Regions from separate parts of the Mus musculus genome. Here region 1 is linked to region 2. Evidence: chromatin loops called from intact Hi-C (ENCODE). Cell type or tissue: heart. All regions are shown on one strand.

Evidence for each region. Peaks named below come from ENCODE experiments on the same cell type or tissue, not always from the same donor. Only the 100,000 strongest peaks of a DNase experiment are listed, where the experiment ranks them.
Region 1: it touches region 2 in a loop (2.5-fold over the local background); 2 of 42 quality-filtered maps call a loop at or near these places.

The regions. Positions count from the first base shown.
Region 1 is chr10:86,137,314-86,142,313 of GRCm38, reverse strand. All of the region lies in intron 6 of Syn3 (synapsin III), which reads left to right. Among named protein-coding and RNA genes, the nearest start is that of Gm35636, 22 kb to the left of the region's middle. In heart, no CTCF peak of the experiment used is centred here; a DNase peak (open chromatin) is centred at 2,993.
Region 2 is chr10:86,072,163-86,077,162 of GRCm38, reverse strand. Syn3 (synapsin III) reads left to right here. Exons shown (of 14, transcript NM_013722.3): 9 at 3,863-3,937. It overlaps Gm51812 (a long non-coding RNA gene), which reads right to left. Exons shown (of 3, transcript XR_003949027.1): 3 at 3,930-4,247. Among named protein-coding and RNA genes, the nearest start is that of Gm51812, 5.6 kb to the right of the region's middle. In heart, a CTCF peak has its summit at 1,991; no DNase peak of the experiment used is centred here.

The DNA.
Region 1 (5,000 bases), 65 kb before region 2:
CCCGAGGAATTTTCTCTTCAGGAGCCTGAGGGTGGGCTCCTATACTCTACCTTTCAGGCATCTTTGGTCCCTGCTCCAGACCAACTCTTCTCCTGAGAATGTCCTCTGCATGCAAGTGTCACCTGGAGAGTCCCCCAGTGAGTAAGGATATAAGCTGGCAGCCTGAGCCTGCAACAACCCTAAGCTCATGCAGGCAAGAACAAGGAAAGCTTGTTGGTGGGGCCAGCCTGTGGGGTTGTTCATTTCTGACTATTGCACTTCTCAGGGAAACAGGAAATGTAAGAAAAAAAGGAATGCTTGCTTGTTGGTACGGCATGTTCAGTTTAATTATTCTAAATTTGTTACCAGTATTTTTCCAAGACACACTAGAAGCCGCAATGGGGGGGGGGGCAAAATAGAGGTGGAATATCAGAGCAGAGAGCCCATAGGCCACCCAGCAAATACCACCTAGCTACACCTTCCCAAGTACCAGCCCTTGACCTGGGATAGGATAAGAATTAAGGAAGGCAGGGCAGGTGCCATTTCTATCTTAGGCACCCAGGTGCATGGTGGGACACATGAGTGAGGTTGGAATACACGTGGAGAATATTCTTTGTAATAGCTTTAAGGTTGAAATGAAGGTATCTGCAGAGCTTCTTAGCCAGAACTCCTCAGTCCTCTATACAGTCCTATTATAGGACAACCCTCTGATCTCAAACACAATCAGCAACAGACATAAACCCATTGCTTCTTAGGGAGCTTGATGTTAATGAGTTTCCTACTGGAGAGTGGGGAAACTGAGTCACAGATCTGGTTGTGACTCAACCAATAGACTATAGCTCTAAAAGTAGAAACCAGACGCCTCCTGGCTCCAGAGTTCCTGTTTCCACCATCTTACCCCACACTGCTCAGGTTCTATGCACACTAGATTAACCCTCATAGTCTGCAGGCTTTCATCCACCCACCGAAGAAAGTGCTTGGTAGCAGACAGCATGAGGATCCAGGGGTGTCACTACCACAAGGTGGCTAGGGTGAGGGGCTCTGGTAGATCCAGGCTGCTTCATTTTCTCCCTGGGTAATCTTTTGGTTCGTTTGTTTTGTTTTTTGTTTTTTTAAGACAGGGTTTCTCTGTATAACCCTGGCTGTCCTGGAACTCAATCTGTCGACCAGGCTGGTCTCGAACTCAGAAATCCACCTGCCTCTGCCTCCCGAGTGCTGGAATTAAAGGCGTGCGCCACCACGCCCAGCTCCTAGGTAATCTTTAGAGCAATCTTCCACCTCTCTTTACCCCATTTCTTTGTATTTAAAATGAGAATTTAAAAATAGAAGCTATAACTGGAGAAATGGCTTAGTGACTAAGAACACTTGCTGTTCTTCCAGATGACTAGAGTCGTTTGGGTCTCAGCATCCATATTCAGCAGGATCATAACCACCTGTAATTCTAGATTCAGAGGATCCTCCATCCATTATGTACCAGGCCTTGTGTGTTACCATTATGGTGGCAAGCAAAACAGAGGTCTTCATCCTCAGAACACCGATAGAGAAGTAGAGAAATGGGCTATAAAGAAATATATACACACACACAAATACAAAGAGTGAGAGGTTCTCCTAGTTTGCTTTTGGTTGCTGTGATAAAACACTGACCAAAGCCCACTTGGAAGGGGACAGTAAGGATTTATTTGACTTACTGGTTACACTCCATCACTGAGGAAAGCTGAGGCAGGAACTTAGAGGCAGGGACTGAAGCAAAGGCCATGGAGGAACGTTGTTTATTACCTAGCTCTTTGTAACCTACTTATCTTGCTTTCTTACACAGCCTAAAACTGTTCACCCTGGAGTGGTATTTGCCTTGGAAGTCAGAGGCAGGAGCATCTCTGTGAATTAGAGACCAGTATTGTCTACATTCTGAGTTCCAGGATAGCCAAAGCTACCTAGAGAGATCCTTCGGACAGAAAAAGAAAATGCCCTCCACAGAAATAGAGAACTGGTTCAGTGGTCAAGAGCACTTCCAGAGGCTCGAGCTCCCATCTCCTGTAGATCCCAACCCTCTGTAATTTCAGATCCGGGAATTTGGACACCTCTGGCCTCCAAATGCCGACACGCATACCTAGCTGTAATTTCAAATAATGAGAATAAATTCTCTTTTAAAAAGTTAAAATACCCCCCACCCGGCGGGCACACTTACAGGCCAATCTGATGCATGCAGTTCCTCGGTTGTGGCCCCCTTTTCCCAGATGACTCTAGTTTGTATCAAATTGACAAAAATTAACCGGCACAATGAATAATCATACATTCATTTGGGGAAGTGGGGAGCCAAAGCAGTGGGGAAGGCCCCTGATTTGAGCTCTTACACCAACCCACTCTTGCAGAGCTCACCATACCCCACTAAAACTTACTAAAATGCCCTCCAATGACCTAAGCAACTCGAACTAGACCCTACCTCTTAAATGTCCTGTATCCTCAGCACAAAGCCAGAGTCTTGGCTTCCTCCATGAACCCTTGGAGACACACTCAGACTATAGCAATGGTTCAGTCAGAATCTAATTCTCCACATGCTTAAATCTGTATTACCAAGCTATAGGTGGCACGCCTTGGGTAGGAAGCTGCCCCAAGTGCCCGCTGTGTAATTTCAGTTCCAGCTTCAGCTTTAGGATGGGGTTGGTTGAACCTTGGCTCAGACTGCCGGACTCTGATCTTCCCAAGGGAACACCCTGCAAGAACACAGGGCCGCCCCACTTATTTTAGCTTCTTTGGGTGCTTTTGAATAAGGCCTTATCAGGGTGGGGAATCTGTTTTCAAAGATGGATCTGCCCCCTCCAACAGGATGTCAGGCCTCTTGCCATGGGGCAGTGCTGAACTCTGGAGTGTCTGGGGCCATGGGACCGGGAAAAGGGTCCCTGAGAAACCATCCCCAAGGAAACTAAATAAAGCTATTGTTGCAAAGGGAAGAGAAAAAATAGCCCAGCCAACAAGATGTTTTCTGTCCTCTGTGACCTGTCTGTGTTTGGGGAGGGGCTGGGCTGTGGCAAAGGGGTGGAAATAGGAACGGCCCTTGGGGTCCATAGACACAGCATGGAAGAGGGGAACAGGGCAGAAGCGATGGGTAGCCACGGGGCCGTGCTGCTGCTCTAACCTGTCTGAGCTCAAGTGAATGGCTTGTTCTGTGTTCTTATCTATAAAGCCCAGGAAGGAAATGACGCTAAGGTACATTGCACAAGAGGTCCCTGGTCCTTCCTATTCCTGGCTCTGACATGACTCTTGGAAAACCATCAGTCTTAGTCTGGGAGGGAAGGGTGATGTCATGGGTGGACTCTTCACACGCAGATTCATGGCACCCACTTTGATTTCTGGAGATAAAACAACTGACCATAGAAACCTATCCAGTATCTCCAAAGTCTGCCTATATTTCACCGGAAAGCTCCAAGCCTAGCCTCTTAGAGATAAAATACTCAAAGGACATTTACACAGGAGTGTTGTATGGAAATTTGTTTGCAGTAACAGGGAAGGTGGGGGAGAAGGAGATGGAGAGAAATAACTACACACATATTTGTTCATTAGCAGGAAAGTAGCTAGAGTATTGCAGAATTGCGTGGAACATGGGTGCAGTTTTTTGCAGTGACTGGGTTAGGACTGTGTCATGGAAGGACTGGGCATAGTCTAGTATGTAGAGCTAAGCATAGGCTAAGGTGTAGCTTGATGGCCCATCAGCCCCTGGGTTCCCTCCACAGCATTGCAAAAGCAGGCGATAAGAGCTGTTTAGGAAAAAGTAAATGTCAGCATCAACTATCCACATGCAACAAGTGTGTAAACAGGCACATGTGCTGTGCAAAGGGCAGAAGCACACCAGGCAGGCGAGAGGGGTCACCTGGGCTGGAGAAGGTATGGAAGGGTCAACAGATGTCAGAAACGTGTATGGCAAAGGCAGCTTAGGACCAGTATGGGCAGGGCAGAGGCAAGAGAACACCCATCTATCTCCCCTCCAGTTCTACCTTTAAATGAGATGGAAGCAAAGCCTCCAATCTTTCAACTGCTGAGTTTGTCTGCAGTTTGCAGTGATGGCTTCATGTGATGATTGTGCCAGGCAACAAAAGATCCCTAATGAAAATGCACTCCGTGGGTACCTCACACTACTCAAACCGATAAAATGATAAAATGCAGATCCCCCAAGGCTGGAGAAGTCATAGGCCCTAGGCAAGTGGATAATACAATCCTTTTGCTATATGAACATGATGTCAAAGTTCCTTCTAAATATTTACATTTATACCCATAGAGCTCCCAGCCTTGGTCAGAAAAGCATCTGCCTACATTGGGTGACAGCCAACACAGGGACTCACAGTTGATCGAATGCTCAGAAAAAGAGTGGAGTGCTCAGTCCTAAATGTGGCAAGGATGTCACCCACTCTAGGGCTCAGGGAACATTGCAGAAAGGGTGGTGGGAAGAATGTGAGAGCTGGGGAGGGGAGGCGTGATAAAGCTGTAACTGTCGCACCCCCATGACCTCACAAGGCTGGGCCAATCAGCATGCCAACATGAATGGGGGAGAGGCCCCACCCCTCCCTGAGGAGCTGCAGGCAGTTAAAGGTTGGGGGTGGGAGAGTCATATTCCTCACTGGTGAGCCTTGTTCACATAAATGGCTTCCCCTCCTATGCTCTCACAGGCGACTCTCGTTTAAAGCAGTGTGTCACAAACAAATAAATAGACATGAAAGCAGGGAAAGGACTTGAGTGGAAGAAGGTGTTTGATGGGAGGGGAAGAGGATGAAAAAGTAGGAGCTTCAGAGTCAAAGTACGCATGTGCGCATGCGTGTGTGCGTGTGTGTGTGTGTGTGTGTGTGTGTGTGTGTGAAAGTGTAAAAGAATATGTTCTTAAAGCACCAAAACTAAAGCTTAAAGATGTACAGTGATTGTTAGGAATTATATAATAGTAACATTAGGAACAAATGCCGGGGAAGAATAAACACTGAATCCACACACTGGCTCCCTCTGAGGAGGGAGGAAACGGGTTCAAGGAAAGAATTACA
Region 2 (5,000 bases):
TCACTTTTGCCCTCCCAGATTGCTTGTCTATACATCTATGCCAGCCAAGGAAGAGCTGGCTTCCACCATCCATCACTCAATGGGCTCTTTACTTGACCGTCGTCCACGTGAACAGTTTCAGCCTCTGCCTGGTGGTCCAGTGGGACACAACGCTGTCAACCACAGCACGTGCTTATAGAAAGTATCATTTACCTCCAGTCTTTCTGTCTTCACTCTTTGTCCAAAGTTGCTCAGGCCAGAAGCTTCTCCTCCACCTCTAAGGTTGTACATTTGGTCTTAGATACCCTCCCACCCCAAACTCCTATTGAAAGTCCACCCCTTCTTAAGTGGTAATCTTAGGAAGAGGTTCAGAGAGGAGAATATGCCATCAGGGTAGAATCTTCCAGAAAGCATACAATGCTTGTTCTAGTTCCATTGTGTTACTGACTGTTAAACACTCTGAACAAAAGCAACTTAAGGGAAGAAAACAATGTATTTCAGTTTCCATTCCATCACTGAGGGAAGTCAGTGCAGAAACTCAAGTAGGAGCTTGAAGCAGAGACCATGAAAAAAAAAACTTATTTGCTGGCTGACTAATAGACCCATGGTTTTAGCTTTCTCATACAGCCCAGGAACACCTCTCTAGGGAATAGCGCTACCCACCATGGGCTGGGCCCTCCTGCATCAATTAGCAATAAGACAGTCCCACAGAAATGCTCACAGGCTATTCTGACCTAGTAAGTCTCTCAACTGAGATGCCTTTTTCCAATGATCCTAGGCTGTATCAAGTTAAGGCAGCATTTTTAGAAAAAGAACTCAGAAAGTACCCCTTGCTTCAGCCACTACATGAAGACACAGTAAAAAGGCACGGTCTAAGAACCAGAAAATGTGTCCTCACCAAACCTGAATCTTTAGGCATCTTGAGCTTAGTTTTTCCAGCCTCCAGAACTACAAGAAATGAGTTGTTGCTTACAAACCACACAGTTCATGATTCTCTTACACCAGCCCAGATAAATAAAGGCAATTATAGTCCAGATAGCTGCTCTGACCACTATCTGCATACTACCCTACATCCCACTGGTTGCATCTCATTCAAGTCAAAAACAAGGGACCTTTCATCCATGTATAATGGACTCCATGACCTCTGCATGATGAGTGTGTAGGGTACAGTTTGAGGGCATCTACCATCAAGAGAGGATAACACTGGTGCCATCTCCTTCAGCTCTGTGGGGCTGATACATGCTGATGCTTGGAAACCCTTGGACACATGTCTCAGATGCTAATGCAGGCCTCAGGTACCAGCTCTCCCAGCCATCATCCTCTTGGAAGGAAAGCCATCTGGTTTGAGTTCCTGCTGCTTTAGCTCTTCAATGCCTTCTCATCTCCTCTTACTAAAAATAACAAACAGTACAGCCCAATTGTGCTGAGAGGCTGATGGGAATATTTCCTCTCATTCATACAGGACCACACTAGGGTCTCACTTGGTCTACAATGATTCCCATTATACCAAGGAAGAAGTTGAAGACTGGGAGATGCTGCCCATGGTAAATCACTAGAACGTGCTAGAAGCTCCGTGTTCATCGGTTCTTGCCTTCTATCACCTCTAATGCACAATGCCAAATGCTGTCATTGAACAGCCAAGGCACGGCTCAATGAACATGTCCTGGAGCCACACACAGCCAGTGACTTTGGGATTTCATGTGCTTCCCTGGAACTCATATCCATTGCTAATTTACCTCACCAGTCCTCTGGCTCAAAGCTACTAAAGACCGGAAGTGAGCTGCCTAAGGAGGGGTCAGCTTTATCCCCTTAGATTAAACCAAATCCAGGATGAAGGCTAAGCCTATGAACCCTGTTGTCACAGTTTTGTGACACAAACATTAGGCACACCTGAGAAGAAGGACTCTCGTTGAGGAATTGTCTCCATCAGATTGGCCGTGCTGTTAAGTCCGTGAGGCATTTTCTTGATTACTTAATTGGTGGAGAAGGATCCAACCTTATGTAGATGGTGCCACCTATGGGCAGGTAGCCCTGGGCTATATTAACAAAGTAATTGAACATGAACTAGAAAGCAAATGAATAAACAGCTTTCCCATGATCTCTCTGCATCATCAGTCCCTGCTCCCCCATCCTTGCTCGAGCTCCTGCCTTGGCTTTTCTCAGTGATGAGCTGTATCTTGGGTACTGTTCTAGTGCTGTGAAGAGATACCATGATAAAGGCGCTTATAAAATACAGCATTAATTAGGGGCCTGCTTACAGGAGTCCAAATGTGTCCTGGGTTCTCCCCAGCTTATATCATCCCTCACCCAGTCAGGAGCTATTGGGCACCTACTATATGCTGAGTTCCCTTGGAATGGTGTCCTCAAGGGATAGAGTTGAAATATATGATCCCCATTTTTAAAGGGCTTCTCCTCTATCAGGCAGGTTAGATGAGCACTCCTGAGCACAGTACTGGGGAGGGGAGAGAAGAGAGAAAAGGAAAGTAGAGGAGAAGAGGGGAGGGGAGGAGAGAGGAGGGGAAGGGAGAAGAGAGGAGGAAAGAAGAAAGGATAGGAGAAAGAGGAGGGGGGAGGAGAAGGGGAATGGGAAAGAAAGGGAAAGGGGGAAAGAGGAGAGAAGAGGGGAAGGGAGGGTGAGGGGAGGAAAGGAGAAAGTAGGGTAAGGGAGGGGAGGGAAGCAGGGCAGAGCAGTCTATGAATGTCCAGGAAGGTATGCTTCAAGCCACATTCAAATGAAGCCTGAGAGATGAGCAAGGACTTAGGAAGGCAAAGGTGGTAACAAAGGCTGCCTGAGCCAAAAGTGAAAGTGAGAGTGTAGGGTTCAAATCAGGACACCAGCCGTGCACGGGCAAGCCCTGAGAAGGAAGACAGCCATGACTGATGCAGAAGGAAGTCCAGAAACGGAATTGAGAGGGGGTGACAAGGCAAGCAGAGGTCACAAAGCCTTCCAAACTCTTCACCATGGGAGAGTAATCACTTCCTCCCTAAGACCATTTTTCCCACATTTAAACCTTCGACAAATTCCAGAATCACAAGGTGATACAATGCCCTAGTTCTCCTCAAAAACAAGAGGTCATGCATATTAGTCCTTTTTCCATTACTGTAACAAAGTACTTGAGCTAGCCAACTTAAAAGGGAGAAAGGTTTATTTCAGCTCACAGTTTCAGAGGTTTCAGCCTATGGTTTCTTGTCCCTGTTCCTATGGTAACACTCTCATAGAGACTGTTCACCTCATGGTAGCCAGGAAACCAAGAAGGGACAAGAAGTACCAGGATCCCTTTAAGGGCATGACCCCAGAGGCCTAACTTCTCTTTCCCAGGCATTACTTGCTGAATGAAGATTTCCTTATCTCCCAAAAGCACCATAAGATGATAAAAGTCAAGCTGGGGCTTGTGGAATCTGGTTTGGCCATACAGCAGCACCAACGTTTGTGTCATTTTATCTGAGGTGTCAGCCTTTTTAAATTTTAACCTAGGGACTGGGGAGATGGCTCAGCAGCTGGGGAGATGGCTCAGCAATTACAGAAATTATATCACTTTTGAAGAGGACCAGGCTTTGGTTCCCAGCATCCACACGGCACACACATGGCACACAGCATACAAACAAAACACTCAGACACAGAAAATACAATAAACAAAAGACATAAATAAATACAATTTAATCTTTAAATTTCAAAAAAATGTTTAGAAAACAATACATAGTATCCATGAATAAATAAATCAGTTAGCACTAATGGAAATTACAGATAATAAAAGTACATGCTATGCATAAATTGGGCCACATATTTGAAATAACATCTCCTAACCACAAAAGCAAAGAAGGAAGGCAGATTAGTGATAGAGATCTCTATAAAGTCCTTGATGTGTGGTTTGTTCTAACCCAGGAGAACCTCCATCTCTGGAAACTGGAAGGCCAATACAGGCTCTGCTATGCTGGAGCAGGTGGCCATGACAGAAAGGTAAGAGACAAAGGGCACGCGGAAAGATGCACCAGCACCTGGTGAGAATGGCACTTCAGTCTCTGCCCGGTGTCCCCACCCACTGAGCGCTTCCCAGCTTGCTTTCCTATCTGGTCAGTATCAACGGCAGGGTACCTGTCAAAACTACATTTACAGATGGTGACAGTTCAGAGAACTAAAGTGGTTTGCCCCATGTTCCAGAAGTAAGTGTGGAACACTGAGGTCTTGGTTTCAAGTCTTATGGCTCCTGCCTTGCTGCCTCAGTGAGAGAAATCGGAGCCTTCACCAGTCCCCAATTGTTTGCAGATATCTAGGAGAAAACAATTAATGATTAAAATGACATCATTAAAATAGAGATTGGCCTTCCTCAGACCATACGAAGAGGGAAAAACTAATCCCCCTTAAATTGTGAGTCCTTTAAGGTACTCTGTGGCTGGGGGACCTATAGGACTTTCTTGCTTTAAGCATGACCATGTTTAACCTCCTCAGTTGAGGAGTGGCTGGGCACCTACTCTCCGCATCAGTCACAGACACCTTCCCTAGGAACCCACTGGACACTGCCTGCATGCAGGTAGTAGAGGTACCTCCAGGGTCAGTAAACACGGAGCACCTCCTGCGTGCCACAGTGTCCTGAACAGTAAAGAGGCCAAGGTAAAAATGCACTGAGTATTTCCTCTAAGAACTGTGGCGTAGCTACAAGCATCAGAACACAGCATGTTAGCTTGTGCTTTGGAACTTACTAGCTTTTGATGACGAGGTAAGTGTTCAGGAGGGGTGTAGGACTCCATCCCCACCCCTTTCTATTGAAATCATTTCTTTCATGGCCATGTTGGATCATACTTTCTCCAACAGAGGTTCATGGCATCACCAGGCTTAAAGCCTCACTGTCAAGTCCAACAGAAAAGAGGCACCTTTCCCTGCCTTTCATCCAAAGCCCGGGATGAAACCTTATTGGCTGATTAGCCAGGCTTTGGGTCACATGATCATCCCTAAGACAATCACTAGCTGAGAAGGCCACGTGGCTGCATTTGTCTAAATCTATGTCAAGTTTCTACTCTGGAGG